2 separate regions of the Homo sapiens genome follow, and region 2 is linked to region 1. Evidence: read pairs that join two places in POLR2A ChIA-PET (ENCODE). Cell type or tissue: PC-9. All regions are shown on one strand. Each heading gives the region's core, and the rest is flanking DNA. Links, peaks and the distances in the headings are about the cores only. Region 1 has its middle 23 kb from the start of RCN1. Region 2 has its middle 87 kb from the start of SNORA88.

Region 1 (16,569 bases), core at 1,054-3,553:
TCTGGTGACTCCTTGGAGTTCCTTAGCTTGTGGCTACATCACTCCACTGCGTCATCTCTGCCTCTGTCTTCACAAGGCCTTCCTCTCCTTTCTCTGTGTCTCCCCTTGGTGTGTCTTTTATAAGCACACTTGTCATTTGATTTAGAGCCCACTTGGATTATCTAAGATGGTCTCATCTTGAGGTGCATAATTACATCATCCCTTTTTCCAAGTAAGATCACATTCACAGGTTCTGGGGGTTAGCAGGTGGATATATCTTTTGGTGGGGGGCCTTCATTCAAGCTAACCTACTACACCACTTGACATTATATTGTTTGGACATTGCTTGTCTCTCCCAAGCTAGAATATAAACCATGAGACCAGCAGTCTCGTTTTCTGATTTACTGCTGTTTCCCGGGACTGCGAACAGTAGAGTCTATTAGCAATAAATGCTCAGGAATTATTTGCTGAATGAATGAGAGGCTGATGGCTTTAATCAAAGGGAATATCTCTCAGGGAAAAAAATTCTGTAAAAAATATTAAAATAGCTAACAATTGCTAAATGGGAACTTTGAGCGATTTGCCCAAGATTCCACAATGATTAAATGGCAAGGCAAGACATCAACTCCAGGTGTTCCTGGCTCCAAAGTTCTCTTCCATTTAGCTTTAAGTTTTGCTGCTCCAAATCTCAAAATTTCATATGTTTTCTCTTTATTTCTTTGCTCATCCACAGCATATGATTATGTGGTAAGGAAATGAGAATAACTCCGCTTTACTAGAAATAAGCATATGGCTTTTTTTTTAAAGCAATGAGAAGCTGTTTTTTAAAAAATGAGAAAATAATATTGTGTAACCTAATTATAAGCATAACAATTTAAAAGGTGATGACATTATTTTTCACCTCCAAAAAGGAATATAGTTGATTTATTATTGTATGTAGTAAGACATTAAATATATTTGGAGCATTAACTTTTTCCTTTCAAGTCAGTGCACATTGGAAGACTAACCCTGAACGATACTAGAGCTTCTGGGGCTGAATTTAACACTAAAGAATGAAAACCTTAGCTAGGGGCAAAACTGTTAACATGGTGATTTGTAAAACCTTAGATTTCTAATAAGGTCTGACTGTTTCAAGGAAAACATATTTTGTTTCTAGGTAACATTTCAAGTCTGATTATGAACAAATGCTACAAAATTGATCTGTAATGGGAAATACTGTAATGTCACAAAGCATTATTTAATGCTTAATGTGACTGAAAGCATTAATTGCTAGGAGCCATTGTCTGTCCAAGCAAAACACAAACACACATTTTACACTCCGCGTCTCTTACTGTAGGTTTTCGAATGAATAAAAGTGTCACAAAAATGTAGTTAGAAAATCTGCCATACCTGAAGGTTTTCTTCACCTGTTTGGAATATGGTAGTTGTTCCCTTATTAGCAAATGCGTGAGTCGTATCTTCTCAGAAGTCCCCAGCAAACAGTTGCTGTGTGGCTGCTTGTTAGCAGCTCAGCTAAAATGTCTCGTGGGGTGAGGTAGTGAGTGGTTGACGGGATTTTTTTTTTTTCCTTCTAGATTTATTTTGTCACTTTCATAATGAAATCTCAGGTTTCTCCAAGAACGTGCAGTTGAGATTTGGCTGTCTCTGAAGTACTGAAATGAGTTTATAGCACTAGAATTCCCACTAAAAACCAATGAGTGGCATAACGTTCATCACTTTGGCTCACACTGAAGTATTAAAAGTCTGAGTACTGGCTGGAAACCTTGTGTCATCAGTAAACTCATGAGATTTACATGAACTTGGGGCTATTTCCAAAGAAACCATCCCCATCCTCAATTCTGGTCAGTCCCAGGGTCCATGGCTGGGGATACATACCCTAGGTGTAATGCGTCGCACCACCCCATGTGCTTTTAGTACCTCTATAATTTTTCTCATGTAAAATAGAAAATGGAGTCTGATTCTCCCACAGAAGTCCATCAAAGAAAATGGCTGTAAGGATTGGCTACCTTCTACCTCAAAGGTGTTTGTGTAGTGAGCACTTAAGCATTTCATTGCTCCTAGGATAAACACTAATAGCTCTGTACCAGGAACTATACCAAGCACATACATACATTTCTTTCTCATGTAACCCTCACAGCAGCCCTTGAGATTGGTACTTGTAGGAAAGAGGAGAAGCCAGGTTATGTTGCAGTAACAGACAATGCTAACATCTCAGTGGTTTAAAGCAACAGAGGTATAATCTTTGCTTTTGCAAAGCCAGCTGTGGCCTGGCCAGTTGTCTGTGGTGTGGGGTCTCAGCAAGATATCTCCACAAGCAACCATATCCACTGGAGACCCCACACAGGCAATCCACTGCTGCCACCTAAAAGTGGCCCCTGTCACTCATGCTCACTGACATTGGTCAGTCAAAGCAAGTCATGTGGCCACTTCTAACTTCAAGGGAGCAGGAGAGTGTGATCCTACTGCTGAAAGCACTGGTGAGCAGCATCTGTGGTTACCACAGTGGATTCCCATCTTACAAATCAGGGAACTAGAAAGGGAAGTAATGCCCAAAGCCACCCAACTCACATATGAGATGACTGTATAATTGATTGTCCAGACAAGGACACCTTTGCCAATGAAAGGGAGGAGTTTTAATCAATATCTCCCTGAATCCTGGACAACCTGCTCTGCTCACTTTGGGACTAGTAAAGACTCATTCCACTCCTTGTCTCACTATGTTCTTCCCCAAGGGTTGAGAAGTCCATGGGCCAAAAAATTTTGCCCATTCAGAGCCAGTGCCTCCTGCTTCTAGACCATGCTCCAAGTCCCCAGATGACTCCAGAACTCTCTGCCCAAATGACCCCAAGTCTCTTCCAAAGCCTGGGTCAGCCTCTTCCCCAGGTATATCTTCCAAAGGGCAGGCAACATGGTGGGTAAGCCCACCTCTAGTCCCAAAGGATGGCCAACGGGCAGCTGTTGGGGGGTGGACTTGATGTAAACCTGCAGGCTGCGGTGTTCACACACACTGCTATGGTTTGAATCTATGAATCACCCAAAATTCATTTGCTGAAACTTAAGACCCAAGGCAATGACATTGTAAACAAAAAAGTATGCGTCAGGTCTCAATCAATTTAGAAGTTTATTTTGCCAAGGTTAAGGACATGCCTGGGAGGAAAAAACAAAACAAAACACAGAATCAAAGAAACAGCCTGTGGTCTGTGCTTTTCTCCAAGGATGATTTCGAGGGCTTCAATATTTAAAGGGAGAAAGAGGCTGCAGGGGAAAGAGTGAGATAGGATATGGAAATCCACAGGTTGCAAGGAAAAAAGAGCAGGTAGGGGAATAGTGAATTATGTATTCGTCTCCTGCTCAGTAAATCGGTACTTTACATACAGTAAGGGGAATATAAAGTAGCTACCTGTGGAAATACTTAACTTTTATCGGTAGGTATCTGCTCAGGAGCAAAAGGAAAGGGAGCTTCTTGCATGACTCAGCTTTCGGCTTAACTTTCCCTTGTGGCAGAGCGAATTGGGATCCCAAGTTTTTATTTTCCTCTCACAGTATTAAGAGGTGGGGCTTTTAGGAGGTGATTAGTTCATGAGGGCAGGGCCCTCATGAATAGGATTAGTGCCTCTATAAAAGGGCTCAAGAGAACTAGCTAGGCCTCCTTTTTGCCCTTCTGCCATGTGAGGACCCAGCAACAAGGCACCATCTTGGAAGCGGGGAGAAGCCTTCACTAGATACCAAACCTACCAGGGCTCTGATCTTGCACTTTCTAGCCTACAAAGCTGTGAGAAATAAATTTCTATTCTTTATAAATGACCCAGTCTAAGGTATTTTGTTACAGCAACAAAAACAGACTAACAGACACACCTACATGGAGCCCATTGGTAGGAAGAACAATAATAGAGTGACCTCCATTTTTTATTCCCATGATGGGGCCCACAAGTATTAGGGGATGGCCTGCCATGATGCTAGGGCAACCAGGATCGTCTTGGGTAAACAGAGACATGTGGTTCCCCTACTTAGAAATGGCAGATAAGGCCGAGCGCAGTGGCTCAAGCCTGCAATCCCAGTTCTTTGGGAGGCTGAGGTGGGCAGATCATGAGGTCAGGAGTTCAAGACCAGCCTGGCCAACATGGCGAAACCCCATCTCTATTAAAGATACAAAAAATTAGCCCGGCGTGATGGTGCACACCTGCAATCCCAGCTACTCAGGAGGCTGAGGCAGGAGAATCGCTTGAACCCAGGAGGTGGAGGTTTCAGTGAGCCAAGATCACGGCACTGCACTCCAGCCCAGGTGGGTGACAGTGCGAGACTCTGTGTCAAAAATAAATAAATAAATAAATAAATAAATAAATAAATGGCAGATAAGGGATACAAATACAGGTCTCTCTGTTAATCACTCCACTATACTGCCTCTGATTCAGGAGCCTCTTAGTGGAACCAACAGGGCTATCACCACAATTTTTAAAACTGGTGGGAGGGCATGGTGTCATTTGAAAATTCAGGACTACTGTGATGAGATGCAGAGTTGGTAGCATGGAAAGACGGGTCCAAAGTCCTGGTTGAATTCGAGTTCTAACTCTGCCACTCAGAAGTGCTGTGATCTTGGCAGGTTACCCTCCTCCTGAAGAGCCTGTTCTGTTTTAAAGTGGGGATCATCATCATAATACCTAGCTCCCAGAGTAGCTCTGCAAATGAGGTGAGATAATGCATGTGCAAGGAGTTCGAGGACTGGGAAGTGACACACACATAAAAGGATTGCTCTCTGTTGACCCTCCTGAGCAGGTCAAGTGCCAGAGTTCAGGTAATCAATGCCTGCAAACACCAGGCTGCTGTTTAATCATCTTTTCATGCTTTAGAATTATTCCTGTGAAGCATTTTTAAAACCCCCAAATCAATCTATTACTAGGTTGAACTAAATGGCCTCAATGACAAAGGAATAGCACTTCGCAATTGTTTTTATTATGGTGAGGGTATTCCAAAGATATTTATAAGTGGCAGGGATTTGGAACTCAATTCCATAGCAGATGGAGAGTCTCCATACATGCAAAAAGCATTCAAGAATCCAGATGGAAAAGGTCACTGGGGATTATGTTTTCCAAATCAGGAAACTGAGGCCCAGGGAGATTAAACCCATGGTTTTCCCTGTGGCACTGAGGTGGAGACAGACCTTGGACTAGAACCTGACTCAGCTGTCTTCTTTAAAACCTCAACTTTCTCATCTGGAAAATGGTGATAATAACACCTGTTGTATAGAACAGTCATGATGATTGATTGAAGCAATGACCGTAAAGCATTCTGTGTCTTCAGCATTCAGCAAATGGCAGCCATTTTTATTATGACCCTCAAGTATGGTCCTTATGTATTTCAGCATCAAAGATTTATTTTATTCATAGTTACCTCTAGACTGCAATCCATGGCATGAGTGACTGATTGAGGTTATGGATTTAACAGAAAAGTGTCAAAGGTTTATTGGTTGGTTGTTGTAAACATGTAAAGAAAGCTGGCTTTACTGCACTGAAGTTTACATCTTCTGTAAAAGGGAGGTCTGAACAGTACCTACCTCATAAGGTGACTGCAAGGGCTCAGAGAGGAAAGCCCTTAGCCCCAAGCCTTGATGCAAGAAGGCACTTGATCAATGGAGCTAGATGACTCTGTTATAAAAAATATTAATGAATTGACAGTCATTTTAAGGTCAAAAATATATGCAAAAGAATCAAAAGAAATTGTCTAGAGAATAACCTAAACTTTATTTTATGACATACACAATTCCATGTACAGTATGTGTGATTCATATGGAAGCTGTCCTCATCAGCTGCAGGAGGCCCCTCTGGAAGTCTTCTGGAAGGCTTGTTGGCTTGCCGGTGGCTGGATTCACAAAGACTTAAACTGAAGAACCAGTGGTACAGGACAGAGCATCAAACTGTGCCAGCAGGGGATGGCCAAAGAAAAAGGCATCACTGAGGTCACGGTGATCTACGGAGGGCAGCTCCTCAGTGGGCTTAGGTGGAAATAGAGCAAGGAGGTAATGCACACTGGAGTGACTAACTTTCTCCACAACCAAGGCAGCCACTGGGATCTAAGGAAACCTGATAGGTGTGTGGTAGATACACCAATTGGCCACCCTGAACCCCAGCATGGAGGATGACTGCAAGCTAGTTTTCAGGCCACAGTACCTAGAAGATTAGATCACAATGCTTATTCTGGGGCACCATGATGCTGTCTCCCAGCCCAAAGGCAGCCTGTTTCAGTAGCAGAGGGCTCTAGCCTCAAAGGACCTTGGTCCAAATCCCAGCTCTGCCACTTAACCAAATTACCTTTGGCAAATTACTTAACTTCCCTGTACCTTTGTTTCTTTTTATTTTATTTATTTTTTATTTTACAGTGCTCTGCATGTTCAGAGAAATCTCTAGTAATGAACTATAGAATGATCCCTTAAAATATAGTCTATCTCAGTCTCTACAACAATCTAACATCATAACCTACCTCATAGGCTGATTGTGAGAATTAAATGACGAGTGTATACCATTTAATATATTAACAGTTCCTAGACAGGGTAAGTTCTTATTAAACATTGGCTATTATTAATACATGCAATTCCTTTTAATGGCAAAAACCACAATGACTTTTGCACCAACCTAATACTTACGTCCCTCTTGTTCTCTTGCTTCTCACAATGAAAAGTCAGGTGCTTTTATGCTAAATGAGAAGGGAAACTCATTTATTAGAGATAAGTTATTGTGTCTCTTATTTCTGCTGCTAGATATTAATCTCAAAGAACAGGGGCTGGGTCTTGTTCACTTTTTAAGTTTGTCTAATAGGAACAAGGTGACACTTGAGATAAAATTTGGAGGCTGAACAGAATCGGAAATAAAAAGCATCGAGACATGTTGTCTTACTGTCTTCTCCTCTTGACAAAAATTAACATTGACTATGAGAGTTCATTGTGAAGGAAGAATTACGGCTTGTATAAAGTTTGACTACAAAGTTATTCATTGATGCATTGTTCATGGAGGGAAAACAGAAACAAGCTACAAGTTTCTGCTCAGGGAGGGCACCCACCAAGAGTGTCATGTGGCCAGCCCCCCTCAGGGTACACCACGGTCACCCATGGTGCCATGAGATACGTCCACCGACTGACGTGGAAAGATGTTCAATGGAAAAGATCAGGTTACAGAACAGCATGTTCTACCCCACGTGATCTCACTCATTATACAAGAACATGTTGGTTTATGTACATATTGCCTAGAAAAAACGTTGAAAAGCTAGGCTGCAAAATGTTTTCAGTAGTTATCTAGCAGTGGAATTGTGGATAATTTTTTTTCTTCTTTTTGCTTACTTGAATCTTCCCAAATGAACATAATTTGCCTTTGAAATAAGAGAACATGTTATTTTTTCAATGGCTGAATGTAATTTTTTTTAAAAGAAGCACTAGAGGGATGAGCAGTGGGATAAATGAGGCTCCTTCTTCCTTCTGCCAACGTCCTGCCCCCACTTCCCTGCTTTAGAAGTCTTCCTCATGAGTACTGTGAGAGTGCTGCTGTAACAAAATACCATAGCCCAGGGGGTGCTTATCAACAACAGAAGTTTATTTCCCGCAGTTCTGGAGACTGGGAAGGTCAAGAACAAGGCGCCAGCAGGTGGGTGTCTGGGGTGTGCCTGCCTCCTGGTTCACAGATGGCTGTCTTTTTACTGAGTGCTCACATGGCAGAAGAAGGTGAGAGAGTTTTCTGGGATCCCTTATAAAGGTGCTATTAGGTTGGTGCGTAAGTAATTGCGGTTTTTGCCATTGCTTTTAATTCACATGGAAGCTGGGCTCATCAGCTCATCATACATTACTTTTAATGGCAAAGACTGCAATTACTTTTGCACCAACCTAATAATTCTACTCATAAAAGCTCTGTCCTCAGAACCTAATCATCTCCCAAAGGACTCACCTCTGAAGATGAGGTTTCAACTATGAATGGGGAGTGGGGACAAACATTTAGTCTAGGGCAGAGGGAAAGGGGAAAGGTGAAAAGAAAAGGCTTGCTTAATTTTCAGCATGACTCCAAGATCCAGTGAAAATCAAAATCACTTGCTTTTATTTCCCTTACCTTTCTTTTCTATTCTCTGCCACTGTTTTCCTCTTGGACAGTAAAGAAATCGTGCCTCTTCCCACTAGGAGAGCAATATTTCATGAGCAGCCTGTTTTCTGTGTGAGCCCAATTATATTTTTAAATAATTGAATTGCATTTAAACAATGCAGTCTACTGAACACCTGGTATGTGTCAGGACGGTGCTAGGTGCTTTACATTTTATACTCAGTTTGCAAAACAACCCTGCAAAGCAGGTCGCAGTTTCTCCATTCTACAGGGAAGAAAATAAAGCAAAGAGGTGGAATAAGTTTCCCAAAGACATGCATGCAGTAACTGGTGGACTTGGACCCAAACTTTGGGCTCTCTTGATGCAAAGTTCTCATTTTCTCCCCCATTCTGGATCTCTAGATGGAGAAAACAAAATCTACATTTCAGTCTAGTGGATGAACTGCATTTTTTTAAGTGGTTCCGGGACTTTGAAACAGTGTCATCGCATTTAGGCAATATGCCCCATGTTTGGAAGTTCATGCCCTGATTTGGTTGGCAGTAACAATAGGCTCCTGAGTGAGAATGTTCCCCCTTGATTCTTTTCTTTTAGGTTTTAATTTTTATTAAAGTTTATATATATGTGTCTACTTTTAAAAATTCAAATAGTTGTTCAAGTCTTATCACACACACATACAAAAAACACTTTTCTGGCTGGTTATACATTTGGTTATAGTCTAGGTCAGTAAGTTCTTAGAATGAGTGAATTCATTCAAAATCTCTATTGCACACCTGCTCTTAGTTAAATGCTGAGGACACATCTTTGGGCAGCCTTTCCTCAGGAGTTCTCAATAAAGGATCTGGGTAGCATCAGCTCCCGTTTTCTCCTCTGGCAAGAAGTAGATGCCAGCTGTGTTACTTTCTGCTTGCAGAGGAAAGAAAAATCGGGCTGCCCCCTTCCACTCTTTGCTTCTTCTTTTTCTCGTCTCCTTTTCTTCCTTTCCTCCACAAACATTTATTGTGCACCTACTACATTCCAAGCATGTGGTGGGCATGGAAGAGACAGCAGTGAACAAGCTAGGTGGTAAAGATCTCTGCCCACATATAGCCTTCGTCTAGACAGGAAGCAATCACTGGATGCGATTATGATGCATTGTGATGAACGCAATGCTGGGAAAAGCACAGGGATTCTGCAGGATCTAGCAGGGGCCTGACTTGGTCTAGGAAGTCCAGGCAGACCTTCTAAGAAGGGACAGCTAAGCTGAGACAGGACGAGCATGTAGGAGCTATCCCAGTGAACAGTAGGGGGAAGAGTCTTCCTGGAAGAGAAATGCGTGTGAGGGCCCAGAGGCCAGAGAGAGACTGTGGCACATCCCAGAGATAACAGAAGTCCCAGATGGCTTCTGTACATATTGCCTAGAAAAAACGTTGAGATCCTTCCCAGGAGCCAGGCTGGGAAGGATCTGTTAAAGAATTTGGATTTTATCCTGGGGCAATGGGAAGTCAATAAATGGGTTGTATGCATGGGAGAGCAAGATCCAGTTTAGTAAAATGGTCTGTTTAGTAAACTAAATGATTATGTTTAGTAAAAAGATCTGTGGCTTCAAATTGAACAGTGGGTTACAATAGAAACAGCAATATCTGCAGGGAGAGCAGTTAGGCCTCTACCACAGTCCTGGCAAAGACAATGGTGGCTTGGACTAGAAGAGATGGAAAAAACTGGATGGATTCAGGCGAGATTTTACAGAAGGTCTGGGGATACACTAGAGTGAAGGAGAGGAAGGAGCCCAGGATGACTTCCGGTCTCAGGCATCTTGCTGATGATTTCATTGGTGGAGGGGAGGCTTGGGGTGAAGATGAGGAGGGAGTCAAGTTGAAGTGAACTTTTGGCTGGGCACAGTGGCTTTGAGCAGAGGGCCAAGCACTTTGGGCAGATGGCTTGAGCCCAGGAGTTCGAGACCAGCCTGGGCAACATGACGAGATCTGTCTCTACAAAAAAAAAACAACCAGAAATTAGCTGGGTAGTCCCAGTTACTTGGGAGGCTGAGGTGGGAGGATCAATTGAGCCTGGGAGGTCAAGGAGGCAGTGAGCTGTGATTGTGCCACTGGACTCCAGCCTAGGTGATACAGAGAGACCCTGTCTCAAAAAAAAAAAAAAAAAATGAAGTGACATTTTGAAGAGGCTGAGCTGGGTGCCTGTGAGATTCTAAGAAGAGGTGAGCATCAGGAATAATAATGTCACTAACTCACATTTATTTAGCCCTGTACTATATGTACTACAGGCCAGGCCTTCCTTTAAGCACACAAACTGGATGATCTCACCAGGAGGTAATTGGATAGATGGGCCTGAAGATCAGAAGAGAGGTTTGGGCTGGAGACGGGAGTTGAGAGACTGAATTAGGTCTAAACTCAGGGTCCGGACAGGCAATGTAAAGAGTTGAAGCTGGCTGGGTGTGACCCAGTTGTTGTGGTGGGCCTGTGGTGCACTGGCCAGCAAATACCAGTCTGACACCAGACACCAGACAGATTCAGACTTTAAAAAATACTGGGCAGAGTGAATAAAACTCAGTGTGGCCTGCCCTGTGGGCCTTGTGGTTTGCCTTGTGAGCCTCCAGTTTGTGACTTCTGAGATAGATGGCCATCAAACCATGAGGGAGAAAGACACTGCCCAGGAGAGAAGATAGGAGGGGATGATGAACTTGAGGCCAGAGTTTCAGCCTTCTACACAGAAAATTGGCTCTGAATATAAGTTCCCAGTGGGTTTCCTGGGATATAACAAGTGACTGATAAAGTGTCTGATTCTGATGCTGCCTAATTGTCATAGGAAGCGAATTCTTATCTTCATGCTTTCTTATCCCTGATTTAGTGTACGCTAGAATAAGGGAATGTTAGGGTTGAAAGACAGATGCCTTGGGGATCATCTGGGACAGGGGCTTTCTACACTGACATGGATCAGAATCTCCTAGGGAAACAGGCAAACCTACAGATCCCAGCATCATCCTCCCAGGCCTTCAGAATCAACCCACATGGAGGGGTCCAGGCATCCTTATTTTTACAACCTCCCCAGGTGATTCTGATGTACACACATGAGCATAAGACATTCTTGTCTAGCGCTACCCCCTCAGATAGGGAAACAGCTTAGAGAGATGAAATCAGTTGCTCACAGTCACACAGCCAGAAAGGGGCAGGATTGGGGCCCACCATAGTGATTCACATCTATAATCCCAGCACTTTGGGAGGCCGAGGTGGGAGAGTAGCTTGAGCCCAGGAGTTTGAGACCAGCCTGAGCAACAGGGCGAGACCCCATCTCTACAAAAAAAATTTAAAAATTAGCCTAGCATGTGCCTGTAGTCCCAGCTACTCAGGAGGCTGAAGCAGGAGGATCACTTGAGCCCACGAGTTGAAGGTTGCAGTAAGCTATGATCACCCCACTGAGCTCTAGCCAGGGTGACTGAGCAAGACTCTATCGAAGGAAGGAAAGAAGGAAGGAAGGAAAGAAGGAAGGAAGGAAGGCAGAAAGGAAGGAAGGAAGGAAGGAAGGAAGGAAGGAAGGAAGGAAGGAAGGAAGGAAGAAAGAAAGGAAGGAAGGAAAGGAGGGAGGGAGGGAGGGAAAGAAGAGAGAGAGAAAAAGAAAAAGAGAAAGAAAAAGAGAGAAAGACAGGTGAGGTCTACGCTCTGGATCTCCTGCCAGCCCCTTCAGCTGGGTTCATTAACCTTCCCACCCCCAGACTCAACCCCAGCCCAAACTTGAGGACCAATGAGTCTCCGAGGCAACCATGGCTCAGAATCAGACCAGCAGTGCCCATGATCCCAGCCTGACTTTGTATCTAGCTCCAACAATGGGACTTGGTCTTATCTTCTCCCCTTTCCCCAAGTTCCCGCCTCCTTCCTTGCATCCATAACTAGGTTCTGCCTGGACCCCTGAGCTGAAGCCCTGCTTTGGTGCCTTCTGAAGCCCTGGGTCCCTCTGGAGCAGGAAGTGTGCACATGAGGGACCCAGTGCTCCTGGGTCTGTGTGAGGACACAGTCCTGCCTCCTCCTGAGGTCAGGAGAGAAAGTGCCTGTCAGGTTGTAGGAAGCCAGTGGGCAGATGGCACAGGTATGCCTTTCAGAGGGGTGAGGCTATTTTTGTCACTCACTATAAATAGCATAGAAAGGGCCATGGCTTGTGGTCAGTTACCTGGAATATCAGGGCAGGATTCTGGCAGGAAGTCCACTCCCACACTCCCCTCAAATCAGAATAAACACGGGCTTGGCCACATGAACCTGAGACTGTGCAGAGTCCTCAAGGAGCATCGCACGGGCAGCTGAAGGGCAATTCAGGCCTTGGGACCCCACACAAAGAAGCCTCTGACTGTGTGGTGGTAGCAGATTATGTGGTTACAAGGATAAATACCCACATTAAGAAATAGAGGCTGGGTATGGTGGCTCATGCCTGTAATCCCAGCGCTTTGAGAGGCTGAGGTGGGAGGATCACTTGAGCCCAGGAGTTCAAGGCTGCAGTGAGTCATGATTGTGTCACTGCACTCAAGCCTGGATGACACAATGAAACATTGTCTCTAAAAAAAGTTCTTTAAAGAAAAAAAATAAAAAGAAATAGAAAATACCTTAAATGGGAACACGTATAAATTTAAAAGATTAAGATGAAACTAGCACTTAAGAATGTACTCTGTGTATCTTTATGAAAATAATTTATCTTCAATCAAGCCTATTTTAATATTGTCATCACAGAATTATTCAGGTATATAGGGCCCAGGAAGACTAATAGAAATAAATGACATACCAACCATTTCTATTACTGTCATCATGCAGTACAGAATACTGTCTAAAAGCTTAATTAAGGTCATTAGATCTGAATTTGATTCATGGCCCTGCTGCTGTGTGATCTCAATAAGTCACTCAATGTCCCAGAGCCTCAGTTTTTCTTATCTCTTTTTTTTTTCCTTTTTTCTTTTCTTTTTTCTTTTCTTTTTTGAGACGGAGTTTTGCTCTTTTGCCCAGGCTGGAGTAAAGTTGCGCAATCTCAGCTCACTCTAACCTCCACCCCTTGGGTTCAAGCGATTCTCCTGCCTGAGCCTCCCAAGTAGCTGGGATTACAGGTGCCTGCCACCACGCCTGGCTAATCTTTGTATTTTTAGTAGAGATGAGGTTTCGCCATGTTGGCCAGGCTGGTCTTGAACTCCTGACCTCAGGTGATCCACCTGCCTTAGCCTCCCAAAGTGCTAGGATTACAAGCTTGAGCCACCGTGCTCGGCCAGTTTTTCTTATCTGTAAAATGGAAATAATAACACAGACTTGATTGGATTTTTGTGGCAATGAAATAAGACAATGCATATTTTTTATGTCCTGGCTAATTTCTGGACCCTAAAGATTTTTGTGGTTATTGTTGTCGTTTGCTTGTTTTTCAAAATTTGCAAATGGTTTTGGTCTCTATGGGTGGAGACCTACATTTACCTTTGGGCCAGACTTTTCCCTTATTTAAGAAGACTGCTTATATCAGGACCCTGGTAACCACCTAGGGTGTGGATAGTGGTGATTGTCAATGAAGGCCACTGTGTTATTCCTTCAGGTGGTGTCCAGTGTCACAGACATCAAAACCAGGGAGCCGGGCAAGAGGGAAAGACCCAGAGGGATGAGAGGTGGCAACTGTTACACTGTAGAAACCTCCAGGAAAAGCTGAGGGATGCTTCAAAGGGGAGAGAGGACCTGTTCAGCCATTGAGCCAGAGGAAGATTAAGCCAATGAAATTTGCATAGTAAATATTATAGAACGTAACTAATTTTTACTGCATTGTCATAACAGGAATTTACTCAAGAGGTACAACAGAAATCTTGCTTGGTCTCTTGGTGGCAATGATTCAAGCATAATCAATTAGTGGAGCTAAGATCTCCTCAACTCCTCAACAGAAACTGGTAAATCAATCTAGACTTCGACTTAAATTTTACCATTTTAACTGATGTAGTTTGGATGTCTGTCCCCTCCAAATATCACGCTGAAATGTGACCCCCAAAGTTGGAGACTGGGCTTAATGGGAGGTGTCTGGGTCATGAGGCGGATCCCTCATGAATTTCCCACAGTAATGAGTGAGTTCTCAGTCTATTAGTTCACACGAAAGCTGGTTGTTTAAAGAGCCTGGCACCTCTTGCTCTATCTTCTTGCTCCCTCTCTTGCCATGTGATGCCTGCTTCCCCTTCACCTTCCACCATGAATGAAAGTTTCCTGAGATCCTCACCAGAAGCAGATGCTGGCACCATGCTTCTTGTACAGCCTGCAAAACCATGAGCCAAATAAACCTCTTTTATTTAAAAAATTACCCAGTCTCAGGTATTCCTTTAGAGCAATGCAAAATGGACTAATACATTAACATTATCCTTGGGTTTGGTGCTGGTGATACCACCATGATAAAAGGTTCTCTTCTCTTGACCCTACACTAATCAAAGAGAGACAATATTGAATACTCCATCACAAATTAAATGTGAGTGTTCTGCAGGAAGTTTATATACATTTGGCTCTCCGTATCTGCCATTTCTGCATCTTCAGATTCAACCAACTTCAAATAGAATATATCCAGGAAAAAAAAAAGAAGAAAAAAATTAAAATAATAAAAATTTTTAAAAACAGTATAATTATTTTTGTAGCATTTACATTATATTAGGTATGATAAGTAACCTAGGGATGATTTAAAATACACACGAGGATCTGCATAGGTTATATGCAAATACTGTGGCATTTTATATCAGGCACTTGAGCGCCCTTGGATTTTGGTGTCCACAGGGCATCCTGGAACCAATCCGCTGCTGAAACTGAGGGACAACTGTATATGGTTGTATGAAATGCAATAACAAAAGAGCCTAACCTAGACAGAGGTAGGTGGGAGCAAAGAGCTTCTGAGAAACCGAAACCAGTGAGGCCCTGTGGCTAGACCACAGGACTGGAAGGGAGCAAGATAGCAGATGAGGCAGGAGCAGGTGGCTGGGCCAAATCACATAGGAACTGGATTTTATCCTAAGACAGCGGGAAGCTATTCTGTTCTGGGGAGGGAGTGGCATGACCATCTTTTTATTTCAAGATCAGCACTCTAGGAAATGGATTAGTGAAGTCATATGTAGGGGCAGAGACACCTGTTAGGAGACTATTGAAATATTGAGAACTGAGCTGAGTGGCAACAATGGAAATGAAAGTTGTGGCTTCCAGAGATATTCAGGGAAGGGCTTAAAGGACAGATACCTGGACCTTTCCTGGCTTACTGGCTTCCAGCTCTCACCAAGGTCAGTATTTGGTAGCAATGGCACCTATAGCAAAACCAGGTGCCTCCACCAACTCCTTCCAGGCTTTGAGGTTATTGATGAAACTTAGGGTTCTTCACCATAAAGAAACACCATACTCCCTGGGTAGATTTCTGCCTCAGTTACCTATTATTCTGCATGGCTATACCTGTGAACTGGTCCCATTTTCTATTTACGTATAACTTTAGGTCTAGGTTTTTCAAGTACTTCCAAACCTAGAGGAGATGACCCCATAGATAAATAAATTTATTTGAAACATATAAACTGTTTTGCTTCCAAAAATATTGGAGGTAAGACAAAAATGGGAAGGAATGTTTTCTGACAATCTCATATTTTGAAGAACCATGACCTGGAGAATACTGAGTTTTTCCTTTGTTTAGCTTTATGTTGCTTCTTAGTATATTTGGCTTTATTTTAAAGGACAAATGCTGTAGGTAATAAGAAAAATTTCTCAGAACTCAACTCTAGCAAGATGCGAGGTTGAGCAAATATCAAAATAAGCCTTTACCCCATGCTATGTTTATCTTGCCACTTGGCAATATACTAATATTAAAAATGATATTTCCAAACAAAGTTGCCTAGCTCTAAATCTAAGAAGCAAATATAACGAGCTGGCAAGAGTTCAAATTAGGAAAAAGCCTAGACCCACTTGGCTGCAGATCACTGCTACTTCACATTTCAATGTGCATGCATTGGGCTCCCAAAGTGAGGAAAATAAAAATAATGAAAATCATCTACTGTCAGAGAGAACAATTTCTTTGCCACAGTGTTCTCACAGGAAGTTCATTGTGGTAAATGAGTGTCAAAATGACAAGAAAATCCAACATGTCTCAAGAAGCACAATATATAACAAGCAAAAAATTCTAAATCAGTGTTCAGAAATTGAATGTTAAAGGAACTAATGAAAAATTCAAGACAAAAAAAATGATGGATGTGAAACAAATGCATTAAAACATTTTGAGTAAAAATAAGAAGACCGTGACATTATGCTCAATTAACAGGAAAATACAATCTTAAAGGGTAAATGTGGTAGATAATGATCTGCTTTTTCAGACATCAAGAAGTGGAATCAACCATTAAAGATGGCTCTGAAAGAGAGACTAGATTAGATAAAAATTGAATCTACACACTAATGATATCACAACTGTTGTGCTTTTTGCCTTTGCTAGATTTGCCCACTCAGCAACAGATTTCTAAGAAAGCATCTCTGAAACATGATTACTGGATAGTTCAAGCCTCAAAATTAAGCAGAT
Region 2 (16,569 bases), core at 5,311-7,810, 120 kb after region 1:
GTCAGAGAGGTCATGCTGCTTCTCCAATGAGGGTATCTTGTTTTCTGTATGTGTATTGCTTTAGAGCATGATGCTGCAGAATTCAGTTATAAGGTGTTGCTTCCCTCTGGCACTCTCTAAAAACTTGTTGACTAGCTCCAAGAGGAGGGAAAAGGTAATCCAGTAGATGACATAGGAATCGTATCAGTTCTATAATGGGCTGGGTGCAGTGGTTCAGGCCTCTATTTCCAGCACTTTGGGAGGCCAAGGCAGGAGGATCACTTGAGGCCAGGAGTTCAACATCAGCCTGGGCAACATAAAAATTTTTTTAAATTTAGCAGGACATGGTGGCTTGCACCTGTAGTCCTCACTACTCAGGAGGCTGAGGTGGGAGGATCGCTTGAGCCCAGGAGTTTGAGGTTACAGTGGGCTGTAATTGTGCCACTGCACTCCAGCCTGGACAACACTGTAAGACCCTGTCTCTAAAGAAAAAAAATTATATTAATATAATGGCCATCATTCTTTGATTGTCAGGCACCGTGTTAAGAGATTATTATAAACATTATTCCAGCTAGACCTCACAAGGAAAGACTCATTCATTCCTTTAAACAAATGAGGAAACTGAGGCAGAGAAAGGCTAAATACCTTGGTTCACACTAGTTATACTAGTTATAGAGCAGGGACCAGACACATTTCTCTGGTTTCAGCCCAAGCTCTTTAACAGCTAAGTGGTGCTGCTTCCTACAGGTAAAAAAAAAAAAAAAAAAAAGCTGAGTTGCTTTTACTTATTTAAAAGCAGACTTGCTCTTTGCTGCCATGTGAAATTAAAATATAGATCTAATCCTTGCTTTTCATTTGAAAAGAATTTTTTAAGGCAACTCTTAATTAAATCAATAACAGGCTACTTGCCCTCCTTCCAAAATGCCAGGTTGGGCTGGTGGGGTAAAGAGAGACCTAAAATAAGCCTGTCCTGAGTCACCCTAGAATGGCTGTAGGTAGTGGCAGACCTGGAAAGTCTAGTAAGAGCCACTAGTTAATCACGTAAGACAAATCCGTGTTCCTTCTTCCAGTGACTGAAGGACAGCGGGCAGGGATGCTATGAGGAGCTGCTGCAGAGAAAGGGACAGGACACCAGGCAGCCTCCCTCCACAGGAAGGTCATCTGCCTGCTTGCTCTTAGCTCCAGTCCTACCCTTCCATGATCTGCTTTTATTTTAGGGGCACTAGGATCCCCCCAAGCCCCCTTGCTAGCTAGCTTCTGATTTGGTCCTAGCAGTGGGAGGCACTGGGGACGTTTGGAAGGCAAGAAGAGGGGAAGGAAGGACTCTTCCTTATTCCAGCTCTGTCAGAAATCCTCCAGCAGCAGTCAGCTATGGGCGCCAGCTTCCCCGGCAGCTCATAACAGCCTCCTCCATCCCAGCCCCAGCACTTAGCATCCCCTCCTCATTCCCAGCACTGACTCAGCACAGCCCTTCCTCCAGGGTCCCAGCACCCACCCAGGATCCCATTCTCTGAAGTTCTGGGCTCTGGTAATATTATGTTCTCTCTGTTGTTCCCCCAGCACTAAAAGTAAGGTTTTCTGCAGTTGCCAATCTCTGTATTATATCACTGTCTTTTTGTTTGCTCTTTGAGTTCTTCCAATAACTGTGTTGCCAAATCTCTGTATTCAACTCCTTCTGTTTGAAAGACCTAGAGAAGTTTCTGTTTTCTTGACTGGACCCCAGCTGACATGCTCCATGTGTATGTCCACAGCTGTTAGAAAAGATATTTCCAGGTCTTTCACTTCACTGACTCCTCCCTCACCATCCTGATTGTCCTGTTTGGGGCATACTCCCCTAGCTTTGGTCCTACCTAGTAATAAAGTCTACAGTTTACTGACCACTTATTATGTACTTTGCAAATATTATTACACTTAGTCATTATGCCTAACACAGGGAGCTATACAATATTTTAAAGAAATTAATTAAAAACCCTAAGGCTGGCCGGGCACGGTGGCTCACACCTGTAATCCCAACACTTTGGGAGGCTGAGGTGGGTGGATCACAAGGTCAAGAGATCGAGACCATCCTGGCCAACATGGTGAAACCCCGTCTCTACTAAAAATACAAAAATTAGCTGGGCAGGAGAACCGCTTGAACCCAGGAGGCGGAGGTTGCAGTGAGCCGGGATCGCGCCACTGCACTCCTACGGAGTGAGACTCTGTCTCAAAAAAAAAAAAAAACCCTAACACTGAGGTCACATGGCTATCAAAGAGAATGAGTCGACATAGGAACTGAGGCACCTCTGAAGTAGCCCAAGCACTTCATCTACTCTCCTGCCTCCTCTCTTATCTCTTTTGCAAAGGTCTGTTCTGGGCTCTTTGATCTGTGCTTTCCTACCTCTTTTTTTTTTTTCTGTCTCCTATTCCTTTCTCTCTACTACCTGAGTAAAATGTTTATCTTTTAAGAGGCCCCCTACTTCCTGCCCTCAAAGGGACTAAGTACTGACTACTTGGTACCTGAAGATCGGGATTCTTTTCTACTCCCTCAGACCTTGCTAGTAGTCTAGGCTTATCCCAGTAACCCAGCCATCTCCCATGGCCTAGCCTTTTCTCATTGGCTCAGTCCACTCCCCTTAGCCCTGCCCCCTCCTACTTGTAGATCCTTCTCCAAAAGTGGTCTAGCCTTCCACTATTTGCACGGCAGGGAGATCTGGTGCCAACTCTCCCCTGATGGGGGTGCAGGCCGTGAGAGGTAAAGCATGAGAGAATATGAAAAAGCTTAATAAACATCCTAAGGAAATCTGCTTCAATGGCTATTTAGGAAAGAACTGCAGTTACCGCATCAATGGCTGACATGCAGATACATACATACATACCAGTGAATATTCCAAAACAGTCTATCCTCCTTAGGAGTTTCAAGATTTCCCTGACAATATTTACGTATACTGTTGGCTCATTTGGTGAACTATTTTTGAATAAGTAATGCAAGGGTAAATATCAGTCCCTAACAAAGAGAACTTAAACATAATTTGTAAAACAAACTGATAATGCCAAGTTGCTGGCATCTAGATGCCCATTTTCATTGTTTCAGATTTGCCTATCGAGGCTAAGATGGAAATGGAGAAAACTAACACTGATTTCTTTTAAGGTAGAATAGTTAACAATGACTAAACTTGCACATTTTGTCAAGCACTGCGTTCAGAGCTTCGGGTGCCTTATCCCATTTAATCCTCATAACAATCCAGTGAGGTAGAGTCTAGAATTCTTACCATTTCCATGTTACAGATGAGGCAACTGAGTCTTAGACAGATTAAGAAACTTGTTCCCAGGCATTGCTGGAGAAAGCAGGTGTCACCTGACAGTTTATCTATGGGGGCTGCACCCTTCACCACCACACCACCTGTCTCCCCTCGCTGGCCAGTCCCCCGTTCCCTACTGGCACAGCTTTCTTTTGGCAGTTTGGCCCTGAATACACTTCAGGATAAGTTCCTTCGTTGTGATAAGCAGGGCCCACGATCTCTGACAGCTGTTCCCCGCTCTTCATCATCATCTGAAACAATCAGTAAGCATTAGAGAGTACTTTTCCCTTTACAAAGGTGATAATTAGATAACAAGCTGAGATTAAAGTAATTACAGTTAGACAGCTGGCGAGGCAGCACAGTCATGTTGAAATATTGTTGGTACTTCAGCATCTGGTTCTAATAACAGCATAGGCTAAAGGATTTTACATTAATTACAGAACATAATTTAATATAAACATATTTAATTACAATTGATGAGCGATAAACTGTTCAAGAATGACTTAACCCCTTCCGCATGTCAAAGTGATGGGAACTTGGGGCAGGCTGTGGCCAGTTCCACCGTCTTTCTCCCCTCCCTGCCACGTCCTCCACATCCCCCTGGCACCCCCTCCTGGACAAACCCCCCTCCCCAAAAAGGAATGTTCTAGGAAATGATGTGTGGCTCATTGATTACCCCATGGGTATTTGGCCACCCTTAGAATGCCAGGAGAAAAGGAGGCTACAGGGCACCACAGTCTGTGATGCATCACTGTGGCCCGACCCTCCTCTTCCTCTCATTGCCCGAAATGAGGCAATTCGCCGCTCCTCACCTGCTCTTCCCACACTCTCACACCTTCAAGGGGTGCTAGGTTTGCTTCCAACAGTCCACGAACAACCTATTAAACAGTCTGCAGATCTCATAGAACAAGTTTAAAGGTAAATCCATTTTCTTTATGAAATCATGACTACAAAGTCCCTGGGCACAACAGTCAGGGTATTTTCACAATTTAAGAGCCAGTGTGTAACACCTGGAGATTTCTACCTGTGACAGAGCATTATTCCATCAGGAATTCTTCCTTACCTGCCGCCTAGCCCCATCTCTACCCGCAAAACTGGCAGAAGCTGACCCTGGGTGAAGCAGTTTATAACACGGGATCGCACAGACATGCTCTCCACTGAATAAAGGCCTCAACCACCATTAACTGCACATTGTCTTTCCACAGGCCCCTTTGTGAATGGGAGACATTTGACAGCCACAAAAGCCAAACAGCACTAGCTCTCACTCGTATTGAGGTAACCCAGGAGTCAACCCAAAGAAGCTACAAGGCTGGTCCTTCCTAAGAGAGAGTGAGTAGCCCTGAGTGAGTTAGAAAATTCACTGTCAAGTTGCCCTATGTGACAAATGATGGGAAATTATAAATAACCTCAAATGCTGTTTTTACCTCCTGCTGTGGATTTCAAAGTAGAAAGCATACATTGTCCTAAAAGCTAAACTGAGTGCTGAAAAAGATAGTTTATTATTCACAAGTAAGCAAGTGCAAACTACTTCTACAGAAATTACGGGCAGGTGCACGTAAAGTAAAATTAGTGTGAAGATTCAGGACAAGAGAGAAACAGCCACTTTCAAAGTGAAAGTGGTTTTATACCTATCCTTTAGGAAAAAAAAAGAGTTTAGTTGCTTAACATAGCAAATCTGCAATCTGAGTAAGAATTATAAAGTACTTTTTGTAGATGAAGTGCTCCTGTGGAAGGGAGGAAGAAACAAGAAGGGAAAATAATCAATAATGCATTTGTGTTTTTTTTTTGAGATAGAGTTTCACTCCTGTCACCCAGGCTGGAGTGCAGTGGCACGATCTCAGCTCACTGCAACCTCCACCTCCTGGGTTAAAGCAATTCTCCTGCCTCAGCCTCTGGAGTAGCTGGGATTACAGGAGCCCTCGACCACACCTGGCTTTTAAAAGTTACCACTCTGTCATCCAAATAAAAAACTCTTGTGTGTCAAAGGACACGAGCAAGAAAGTGAACACAAAATGGGAGAAAATATTTATAAATCATATATACGATAAGGGCCTAGTATCCAGAATATACAAAGAACTCTTACAACCCAACAATTAAAAAAAAACAATTTAAAAATAGGCAAAGGATTTGAACAGGCATTTTTCCAAAGAAGATATACCAAAGTCCAATAAGCACATGGAAAGATGCTCACCATCATTAGTCATCAGGGAAATATTACTTCACAAACACCAGAATGGCTATTATCAAAAAGATGATAACAAGTGTTGGTGAGGATATGGAGAAACTGGGACCCTCAGCCATTGCTGGTGGGAATATAAAAGGCACAGTGATATGGTTTGGCTGTGTCCCCACCCAAATCTCATCTTGAATTGCAGCTCCCATAATTCCCATGTGTTGTGGGAGGGACCAGGTGGGAGATATTTGAATCATGGGGACTGTTTCCCCCATACTGTTCTCGTAGTAGTGAGTAAGTCTCACAAGATCTGATGGTTTTATAAGGGGAAACCCTTTTTGCCTGATTTTCATTTTATCTTGCCGCTGCCATGTAAGAAATGCCTTTCACCTTCCACTATGATTGTGAGGCCTCCCCAGCCATGTGGAACTGCACCCATTAAACCTATTTTTCTTTTTTTTTCTTTTTTTTTTTTTTTTTTGAGACGGAGTCTCGCTCTGTCGCCCAGGCTGGAGTGCAGTGGCGGGATCTCGGCTCACCGCAAGCTCCGCCTCCCGGGTTCACGCCATTCTCCTGCCTCAGCCTCCCAAGTAGCTGGGACTACAGGCGCCCGCCACTACGCCCGGCTAATTTTTTGTATTTTTAGTAGAGACGGGGTTTCACCGTTTTAGCCGGGATGGTCTCGATCTCCTGACCTCGTGATCCGCCCGCCTCGGCCTCCCAAAGTGCTATTTTTCTTTATAAATTACCCAGTCTCAGTTATGTCTGTATCAGCAGTACAAAAACAGACTAATACACACAGCTACGGTAGAAAACAGTCCGACAATTCTTCAGAAAGTTCAACAAAGAGTTTAACGTATGACCCAGTAATTCTACCTTCATACCCAAAATTGAAAACATGTCCAGATACAAACTTGTACATGAAATCTTCACAGCAGCATTACTCAGAATAGCCCAAAAGTGAAACAACCCAAATGCCCATCAACTTATGAATGAATAGGCAAAATGTGGCATATTCATACAATGGAATATTATTCAGTCGTATAAAAGAATAAGGTACCAATACATGCTACAACATGGGTGAACCCTGAAAACTTCATGCCAAGTATAATAAGCCAGATACAAAACACTAAATATTATTCCATTTACATGAAATGTCCAGAATCGGCAAATCCAAAGATATAGAAATTAGATTAGTGATTGCCAGGGGATGGGAGGAGAGGGGAATTGAGAGTGGCTGCTAATAGATACAGGTTTTTTTTTGTTGGGGGGGAGGGTAGCGATAGAAATGTTTTGGCATTAGATTGTGGCGATAGTTGTATAGCATTGTGAATATACTAAAAACCACTGAACTGTATACTTTAAAATAGTGAAAATGCTGGATTTTATGCTATATAAATTCTACCTCAAATAAAAACTATCAGTCTGGTTAACTAGAGCTGATTCCCACCAGGGAAACCTGGGAGCCTGTGTAAGGTATGCACCTTAGAATTATCTCCCCCAAGAGGGAAGGAAGGTGGGGTATTTATACACCAGCTCTCATCAGTCAGTAGTCGAAAACTGCTTCTAGGGGCATTCATTCCTCGGAACTTCTGGTCTGCCCATAAAAGGAGCTCTGGTAGCCAGAGAAAGTCCTTAGGCAAAGAAATGTTGCTAATGGCAGTTGACAGACAGGCCAGCATGCCCCCAAAAGAGTACAGGCAAAAAGGCAAAATAGGTTCCTTGCACTGACAGTCTGTGCTACTCTCTCGTTGGGATAAAATAAGAAAGCCCATGTAAAATGCATCAGTGCTAGACACAGAGAAAGCTCTCAATAAATGTGAGTTATTTTTACAGAAGACTCTATAAGGTTAAACAATTTGATCAAAACTTCCCAGCTAAGGCAGGGTAGAGCTAGGGTTTACACAATCTCTATATGACACAATCTTTCATATACAGAATTATATTGACCAAATATACACTAACCAGCCTTGCAAACATACCTATCAAATGGCAATCATGTCATCATGGCATCCAGAGGATATAATAAACATCTTTATATCTTTGCTCTCTCTCTCCTCCCCCTTGTGTGCCCTCTGTGGCGGAAGCAGCTGCTTTTCCCACAAAAAGGCCTCGAGGGTTGATGTTAATGTCTGCTCAAGTTGCACAGGGGCTGAACATTATGTGGTCTATTGTGTAGGTGCTTATTTGAGATTCAAAGCCTACACATTTGCTGACAATTTAGTGCAAAGGACCAAGACATATGAACACCTGAGACTGCAGGAGCAACAGGGCGGCGCGTTTTTCACTCACGTGTCAGTTTGCTGTTCTCCTCTGGAAGGGTCTGATATTCACATGGCTCAACAAAAGAGGTGCACTAGCAGAGGAAAACTGGGGGAACCTCTTCCCGGAATTCCCTACATGAACTCCCAACCAAGGGCATGTCAGAGAGTCAAAGAGAGGGGCTGGAGCTGCAGAACTTGAGCGACCTGATGAGGTAGAGGCTGATAATCGTGTCGAAGTAGCTGTAGTACACGGCGTTGTTGACGTGGCCATACTGGTCATTGTCCTGCCACCTTGTCTGGATGGGCAAGAAGTACCCATAGGCCTCGTGGTGCCAATGGTAGGCCTCAACTGTCTGGTCCTTTGATGATGTAACCAAGGAATGGGCATTCTTAGGAAGGAGCTTTGAATCCCAATAGGTCATAGTGATTGCAGCTTTGGAAAATACCTTCAAGAAAAAAAGCAACAATGGATAAGAATGTTCTTCTGAAATCTTGATTTTAGTCTAACAAAAGTAACTGCATTAAATGTTGGCTACTGGCTTCAAAAGTAAATTCTTTTTTTCTAGAAAGTAAATCTTCCCTTATAATCTAAGACCTTGGTCATAAACTTACTTTCTAAAATGACTCTTTCCTAAAAAGGTGTTGGTACACACTGCCAGAAACAGGGGAAGTCTTTGTTTGAATCTGACTAGTGGGGAATAAAGTATGTTTGTATGGAGGTCTTTTATTCCACAAAGTATTTTACTTTTTATTATTTATTTTTATTTATTTATTTATTTGAAACAGGGTCTCACTCTCGCCCAGGCTGTAGTGCAGTGGTGCGATCCCGGCTCACTGCAGCTTTCCAGGCTCAGGTGATCCACCCGCCTCAACCTCCCAAGTAGCTGAGAATACAGGCTTATGCCACCGCACCTGGCCCATCAAGTATTTTCAAGGTGAGTACTGTTTCTGATGAAATCTGTAAAACTACTAAGAGTATAAAAATAGACTCAGGCCACCAGTATAAAATATAATGTTTGCCAGTAAACATCAATGGGGCCTATCAACTATATGTTTTGTGTGTGTGTGTGTGTGTGTGTGTGTGTGTATTAATTTTTTTTTAGAAAAAAGTCATTCCCTATGGAAAAGTTTTGTGTTTTTTGTTTGTTTGTTTTTTTGAGACAGAGTTTCGTTCTTGTTGCCCAAGCTGGAGTGCAGTGGCGCGATCTCGGCTCACCACAACCTCCGCCTCCCAGGTTCAAGCAATTCTCCTGCCTCATCCTCCTGAGCAGCTGGGACTACAGGCATGCACCACCATGCCCAGCTAGTTTTGTATTTTTAGTAGAGATGGGGTTTCTCCACGTTGGTGAGGCTGGTCTTGAACACCCGAACTCAGGTGATCCGCCCTCCTCGGCCTCCCAAAGTGCTGGGATTACAGGTGTGAGCCAGCGTGCCCGGCCTAGAAAAGTTTTTAAATATGCTTAAACATAAGGAAGAAAATCCAACAACAATACAATACCCATTATTAACACTTTCATGTGCATTGCTCTAGTCTGTATATACATTTTTAAATGGGGTCATACTGTATGTGTTGTTTTATAATCTCTTTACTTAACAATGGATCACTAATATATTGAAATATTCTTCTACATCATTTGCAACATTGAATTTTATTATATTCCATGGCATTGAAGAGCCACAAGTTATTAAGTCCCCAATTGTTGCATATTTAAGGTTTTTATTCTGATTTTGGTCATGGGATGAAAATCTTTTTAAATGTATCTTCACATATATTCACCATTATTTTCTTAGGATAAATTCCTAGCAGCAGAATTGCTGAGTCAACGGGCAAGTGAATTGTTACGGCTTTTGATATAAATGAATGCCCTCCAGAAAGGCAGTACCAATGTATCCCCTCCCCACCAATGTACAAGCAAGCCAATTTCCTTGTCAATTTTAAAATGCTTTGTCAATTTGACTGTGTTCTCTCATTTCCATAGAAATTTAATAAAATGTGCTAAGTGAAAAGATGACTGACACTACTAGCTATGATGGAATAACTAGTATCAGAACAACCTCTTTGTTTGAGAACAACTCTCAAAGCTGGATAAAATGTAAAAGAAGTGCTGTTGGAAGGTATCAGGAAATAATCAAGGCAGTAGGACTTCACAGGCTGCAGCCCTGGGGACAGTGACACCCAGAGGTGAGCTTTGCAATTGCCTCTGCTCTGTCTCCTTGGGGTATTTGTCAATTCATCGTGTAAGGAATAAAGGCTGAAGAGACAGCAGAAACTTAGAGCTTGTGGTGGGTCTTGCTGTGCTGGGAGAGAAGAAAAAATTGAATGGCCAACATCCTGGAGAAGAGTGAGCTGCAGACAAGTGAGCCCAATAATGCAACTTCCCCTCAAGGTATCTGCTGACTCCTCAGCTGCACCTGCTCAGAATGGGACAGAGAAACCGACAGAAAGCAACTGCAACAAGGCAAAAAACCTAAGAAGAAAATAGGAGTCTTAGAGTGCTGAGGATGATTAAAAAAAAAAAAAAAAGAAAAATTCGCTTTCAGTGCTGCAGAGGAGGAATGCCAAAACCTCAGACTTTCAGCTGGGACCTGAGAAGCACTACTCCTTTAGAGTGAAGACAGACCTGACATTGACCAGCCTGAGCAAGGTTATCTATCCATATCACCTGTCAGCCAAATTATCTCCAGAGGAAAATAACATCTTTACAGCCTCTGCGACATTTTATTAGAAAGTCTGGCATTCAATTGAAAACTACAAAGTCAGGCCGGGCACGGTGACTCACACCTGTGGATCCCAGGGCTTTGCAAGGCCAAGGCAGGAGGATTGCTTGAAGTCAAGAATTTAAGACCAGTCTAAGCACCATAGCAAGAACCTGTCTCTACAAAAAAAAAAAAATTATTTTAATTAGCCAGGCATGGTGGTATGTGCATGTAGTCCTAGCTACTCAGGAGGCTGTGGCAGGAGGATCGCTTAAGCCCAGGAGTTTGAGGCTGCAGTGAGCTGTGACTGTACCACTGCACTCCAGCCTAGGCAATAGAACAAGGCCTTGTCTCTAAAAACAACAACAACAAAAACACTAAGACTTACCAGGAAATTGGTACAAATGACGAAAACCCAAAAGAATTTTTTAAAAAGACAATAAAAATAGTCCCAAACACTCAGACTTCAAAATAACAATGATCAAAATGCATCTCAGATAAAGGCCTGATATCCATTCTGGATACATAAAGAACTCTAAAACAGGGAGGAAAAGACCAAAATTCCAGTTGAAAAATAAAAGTCACAAACACACAACTCACAAAGGTTTTACCATTCTCTTTAAACATATGAAAAGATGGACAACTTCACTCACAGTAAGAGAAATGCAAATTATAACTATGCTGAGATACCATTTCTCAATTAATAGATTGAGTAAAAATTATAAAGCCTGGCCAGGCGCAGTGGCTCACACCTGTAATCTCGGCCTTTTAGGAGACTGAGACGGGTGGATCACTTGAAGACCTTGTCTCTACAAGAGATACAAAATATTTAGCCACATATGGTGCCTGAGGTCCCAGCTACGAGGGAGGCTGACATGAAAGGATTGCCTAAGCCCAGGAGGTAGAGGCTGCAGTGAGCCATGATCACACTACTGCACTCCAGCCTGGAACACAGAGTGAAATCTTATCTCAAAAAAAAAAAAAAAAGAGAGAGATACTCATATCATGCATTGTTGGTAGGAATGGAATGTCCCCACCATTAAGGGGGAAAATGGAAATCAGATAATATCTAACAAAACCACAAGTGAGTTTACCCCCTGACTCACATCTAAGAATTTACCTTGAAGATATACCTGCAGCAATACAAGAATACCTATGGACAAGGTATATGCCTCTTTCTGATGAAAAAATATTGGGAACAAACATACATAGGAGATTGGTTGAATAGACTATGTTCCACTCACACAATGGAGGACTAAGCAGCTATAAATAAAAACTTAAAAAGAGCATATATAGTATGCTATTTTTTGTAAGAAAGAAAAGAAGATAATATAAATGTATTTATTTATATTTACAAAAAGAAAATCAGGAAGATTAAACATGAAACTAATGAGGGTATGTTAACAAAATGGATGTGATGAAGAAGGGAGAGTGACACTCCTCTGAATGTACGTTTTTGTGTGATTTGGGGTTTTGGAACCACGTTAATGTTTTATGTACACAAAATGATGATGATGATGATGATGTGATGATGATGATGATGTTAAATTAATAACAATGGGGAGGGAGAAACCTAAAATGGAACATAAAGAGATATATAACTGTTTTCAAATGAATACCATAGTCACACTGAAGGGAAGAAAATAACTATTGAAAACTATATCCCCTTAGCCTAAAGTCAAAAAGATTTGTTAACAAATATTGAACACAGGTTAATAGATAGGTGGGGGTTTTTTAATAGTGGCAGGATTAGCAATTCTAAATCTGTTTTCTTATATGATCTAAATCTGAATCTAAGTCTGGGCAAACAAGTAAATACAATGAGGATAGTGTGAGCCAAGTTTCTCACCTGGAGAAGGTACTCACAAGTATAGAAAGTAGAAAGACTGAAATGAACCTTCTGGTGTTAGATTGGATTTGGTAATTTCAATATGAACTCATGGATTAAAGAGAGATAGAGAGAGACAGAGAGGTTTCCTAGCCTTGTTGAGCCTAGACACAATGGCACTCCAGTAGCAAAACAAGCACACTTAATGACCAGATTTTAATTTTTAAATACCATTCTTCACAAAAAGGAATCAGGACTTCTTGAAGAAATGACTGGCTCCAGTGTTGGGGCAGATAAAGTAAAAGATGATCCTGGAACATCATGTCATGCCAGAAAGTAAAGAAATGCTCAAACAACAATGGGGTATGCCAAACTTTCACAAGAGCCCACTAAATGTAGGCTCCCAATGGCTGCATCTGGAACATTTGAACATCAAACTTAAGAATGAGATCAGTGGATTATAACCCTCTGAATTAAATAAGAATTCCTATGTCTTACTAAAATTAATAAATAGGATAAAAGAAAAGTTACTATTTACATCACTATGCCAAGTAATAAATGTAGAAGGGATCATGGAGTTAGAAAATCTTCATTTTGCAAACATCAGAGTAATAATTGATTCAGTCAGGAATTATCAATGGATGCTAAAATATAGTGGGTAAAAGTTTTGTGAGAAACGCAGTACTTAAACTGTCTCAAAGTATCTCTCCACAAATTATTTACTCATTACAAATGAATAATAGTAACTTTATGGCAGAGCACACTGGCAGGTACTTCCTTACCCAAGTTGTCAAGGTTAATATCACCAATAACTTATCCTATGAATATCATGTGCCTCCCAATATGAGGACACTACTTCTGTGTTATTCCTGCCAAAAATGCATTATCTGAATCTAACTATGATGAAAAAAATCAGACAAATGAAAACTGAGGAACATTCTGCATCCTAACTGTCCCGTACTCTTCAAAAACACCAAGATCATGAAAGACAAATAAAGACTGAAGAACTGTCCCAACTAAGAGTGACTAAACAGATATGACAACTAAATGCAATGCATAATCCTGGACTACATACTGGACATACTGGATAGATGAGGGATAAGGGAGATTATTGGAATAGCTGATAAAATTTGAATTTAGAATATAGATCAGATGATAGTATTATATTAAGGGAAATCAGAATATTTTTTCCCTAAATATGAAGGATCATTGAGCTGAAGACAATTAAGATGCAGGTGAGCTCTTTGCCTTCTCTCTGTTTGGCAGGACAGAGATAAACAAAGACAAAAGGTCTTCTACTCTTCTCCCCCTCCTCACCCCTATCCCACCCAAAGACTGAACATAAATTCTCCTTTAATGCAGGTAACACTTACCAGGTCAGAGATGGTGGCAGGAGAATCTGGGAGCAAACTTTACTCCTTCCCACAGGTTTTCTGCCTTTGAAAGCCTGGGACTGCTTTCCCCTTTTGTCTTGTCACCTCTCTAAAATTTATCGCTGTCTGTTGAAGATCTGATATAAGTCAGGACTCTAAGCCACTACTTTTGAGTTACTTTTCTCCCACACAGCGTGCACTGCATGGGTTAATTTACTTGTTGATTTTTCTTTTGTTAATCTTTTGTTACAAGAGTTTGCCCCAACTATGAACTTATGAGGATGGGGAAAAAATTGTATATACTTCCCTTCAATATCAATACTAAAATTCCTAATTTTGATAGTTGTGCTGTGGTTATAATGAGAGAAATGTATTGTTTTTCATAAATGAAAACTGAAGAATTTAGGAATAAAGAGGCATGATATCTACAACCTCCTGTCAAATGGTTCAGAAAGAAATAATGGAGAGAGGAATACCTGTGCATGGAGGGGGGGAAATTGAGCAAATGAGGAAAAACATTAAAAATTGGTGAATCTAAGTAGAAGATAGACAGTAATTGTTTCTACCATTCCTACAAGTTTTCTTAACCTTGAAATTACAAAAATATTAAAAGTTACCCCCAAAAGCTGCCATTAATGTGTTTAAGAAAACATAAACATTTGATAATTTTGCCAGAGCACTGGAATCTATGAAATACAATCATTATAGTAGATTAAAAGATAGTTTCAGAGTAGATCAGTCACAGTAGAAGACAGAATTAACTAGAAGTCTGTCTAAATATTCATAGTGAGGCACAGAGAGATTAAAAATTTTAAAATACAAAATAAAGCATAAGACACATACAGGAAACCACTTTAGAAAATACAACATAATTGGTATAATTAAATTTCTGGATAGGCAGAAGAGAAAAAATAGGTAAGAAACAATGTTTGAAGCGATATTGGCAGAGAATTTCCCAAAACTTGACATGAAAATTCTTCCCAAGATATAAAACCACAGATTTAAGAATCATTATGAACCCAAGCTGGACAAACTAAAGAAAACCAAACATGGCCAGGCACAGTGGCTCATGTCTGAAATCCCAGAACTTTGGGAGGCCAAGGCAGGAAGATCACCTGAGGCCAGGAGTTTGAGACCAGCCTGTGAAACATAGTGAGAGCCCATCTCTGTAAAAAAAAAAAAAAAATTAGCCAGGAGTGCTGGCACATGCCTGTAGTTCCAGCTACTCAGGAGGCTGAGGTGAGAGGACCGCTTGAGTCCAGGAGGTTTGAGGCAGCAATGAGCTATGATCACACCACTACACTCCAGCCTGAGTGACAGAGCGAGACCGTCACCCAGAAACAAAAGAAAGAAAAAGCCAAACATAACAAAACTGCTAAAAACCAAAGACAAAAAAAAAAATCTTGAATTAAGCAAAGTAAAAAGAAAAGACCTTCAAAGCAATAACAAGAATCTGACTTATTCCATGGAAACAACAGAAGACAGAAGACCACAGAATGACATCTTTAAAGTGCTTAAATACTTGCAAAGCTAGAATTCTACATGCAGAGAAAAATATCCTTCAAAAATTAAAGCAAAGTGGTTATTTTCAGATGAATGAAAAACCTGAAAAAATGAATTCATCTCAAGCAGAACTACACTAAAGGAAATGCCGAAGGGAGCTCTTTAGGCAGAAGGAAAATGATCCTTAACGAAAGAATAGTAATGCAGAAAAGAATGAAGAGCAATGGAAAAGTAGGCAAGTGGGTAAATTTAAATTAATACTGACAGTTGAAAGCAATAATGATAATATCTTACGGGGTTTAAAATACAGACAGAATTAAAATGTCCCTCAAGAGTAGCAGGAAAAACAGGACGGTAAATTCAGTTACAGTGTTGTAAGGTCCTTGCATTTTTCAGCAAGTAATAACAACCTTAATTTAAGGTTGACTAAGACAAATCAAGGATGCATGTTGTAACCTCTAGGATAGTCACCAAAATAATGTAGAAAGAACATATAATTAACAGAGGGAGAACAAAGTAATAAAAAAAATTTTCAATCCCAAAGAAGGCAATATATGAGGTGAATGGAGCAAAAACATGACACAAACATAAAACAAAGTGTAAGTAAGAGAATTTGACTAAAAATAGCAATAATTCCATCATTATCAAATATTCCAAATAAAGGGCAAAGATTGTCAGAAAGGAATTTTTTTAAACCCAACTATGTGCCACTTATAAGAGACCACAGCTTATTAAATATAAGGATGCAGAAAAGTCGGGAGTAAAAGGGTAGACACCATACAAATGTTAGCAAGAAAAAAAGCTGGTATAGATATACTAATGGAAGACAAAATAGATGTTAAGGCAAAAAATATTACTACATCTAAAAGAGAGATGTTGATCAAGATAAATGATCAATTCAACATGAAGTTCTTATAACATAGCAGAAAATACATATGAAACAAAAACTAACAAAAATAAAAGGTGTAATAGATGAATTCCCGGTCACAGTGGGCAGCTTTAACACACCTCTCTCAGCTGAAAGAACATGCAGAAAATAAAATATAGAAAATTAGAACAATATAACACAACATCCAACAGTTGTGGAATATGCATTATTTTCCATCACATTTAGAACAGTTACCAAAATAAAATACATATTGGGCCAAAAGCAAGTCTAAACAAATTTCAAAGAATTAAAATCAAACACAGTATGTTCCCACAGTGGAATTAATCTAAAAACCAACAGCAAAAAAGAATTTAATCCCCAAATGCCTGAAAATCAATCAATATAGCCATGCTATTTGTCCCCTCCAAATTTCACATTGAAATTTGATCCCCTATGTTGGAGGTGGAGCCTAATGGGAGGTGTTCAGGTCATGTGGTCAGATCCCTCATGAATGGCTTGGTGCCCTCCTTGAGATAATGAGTGAGTTCTTGTTCTATTAGCACCCCATTAGTTCCCTCTAGAGCTGGTTTTTAAAAAGAGTCTGAC

Evidence for each region. ChIA-PET counts read pairs that join two places held together with the same protein. Peaks named below come from ENCODE experiments on the same cell type or tissue, not always from the same donor. Only the 100,000 strongest peaks of a DNase experiment are listed, where the experiment ranks them.
Region 2: POLR2A ChIA-PET joins it to region 1 with 5 read pairs; 6 of 35 experiments call an interaction of 5 or more read pairs at or near these places.

The regions. Positions count from the first base shown.
Region 1 is chr11:32,106,286-32,122,854 of GRCh38, forward strand. It overlaps the pseudogene THEM7P. Among named protein-coding and RNA genes, the nearest start is that of RCN1, 23 kb to the left of the region's middle. In PC-9, for the core only: no CTCF peak of the experiment used is centred there; DNase peaks (open chromatin) are centred at 2,546, 3,056 and 3,496; H3K4me3 peaks cover 460 bases; H3K27ac peaks cover 1,300 bases.
Region 2 is chr11:32,222,222-32,238,790 of GRCh38, forward strand. No RefSeq gene overlaps it. Among named protein-coding and RNA genes, the nearest start is that of SNORA88, 87 kb to the left of the region's middle. In PC-9, for the core only: no CTCF peak of the experiment used is centred there; no DNase peak of the experiment used is centred there.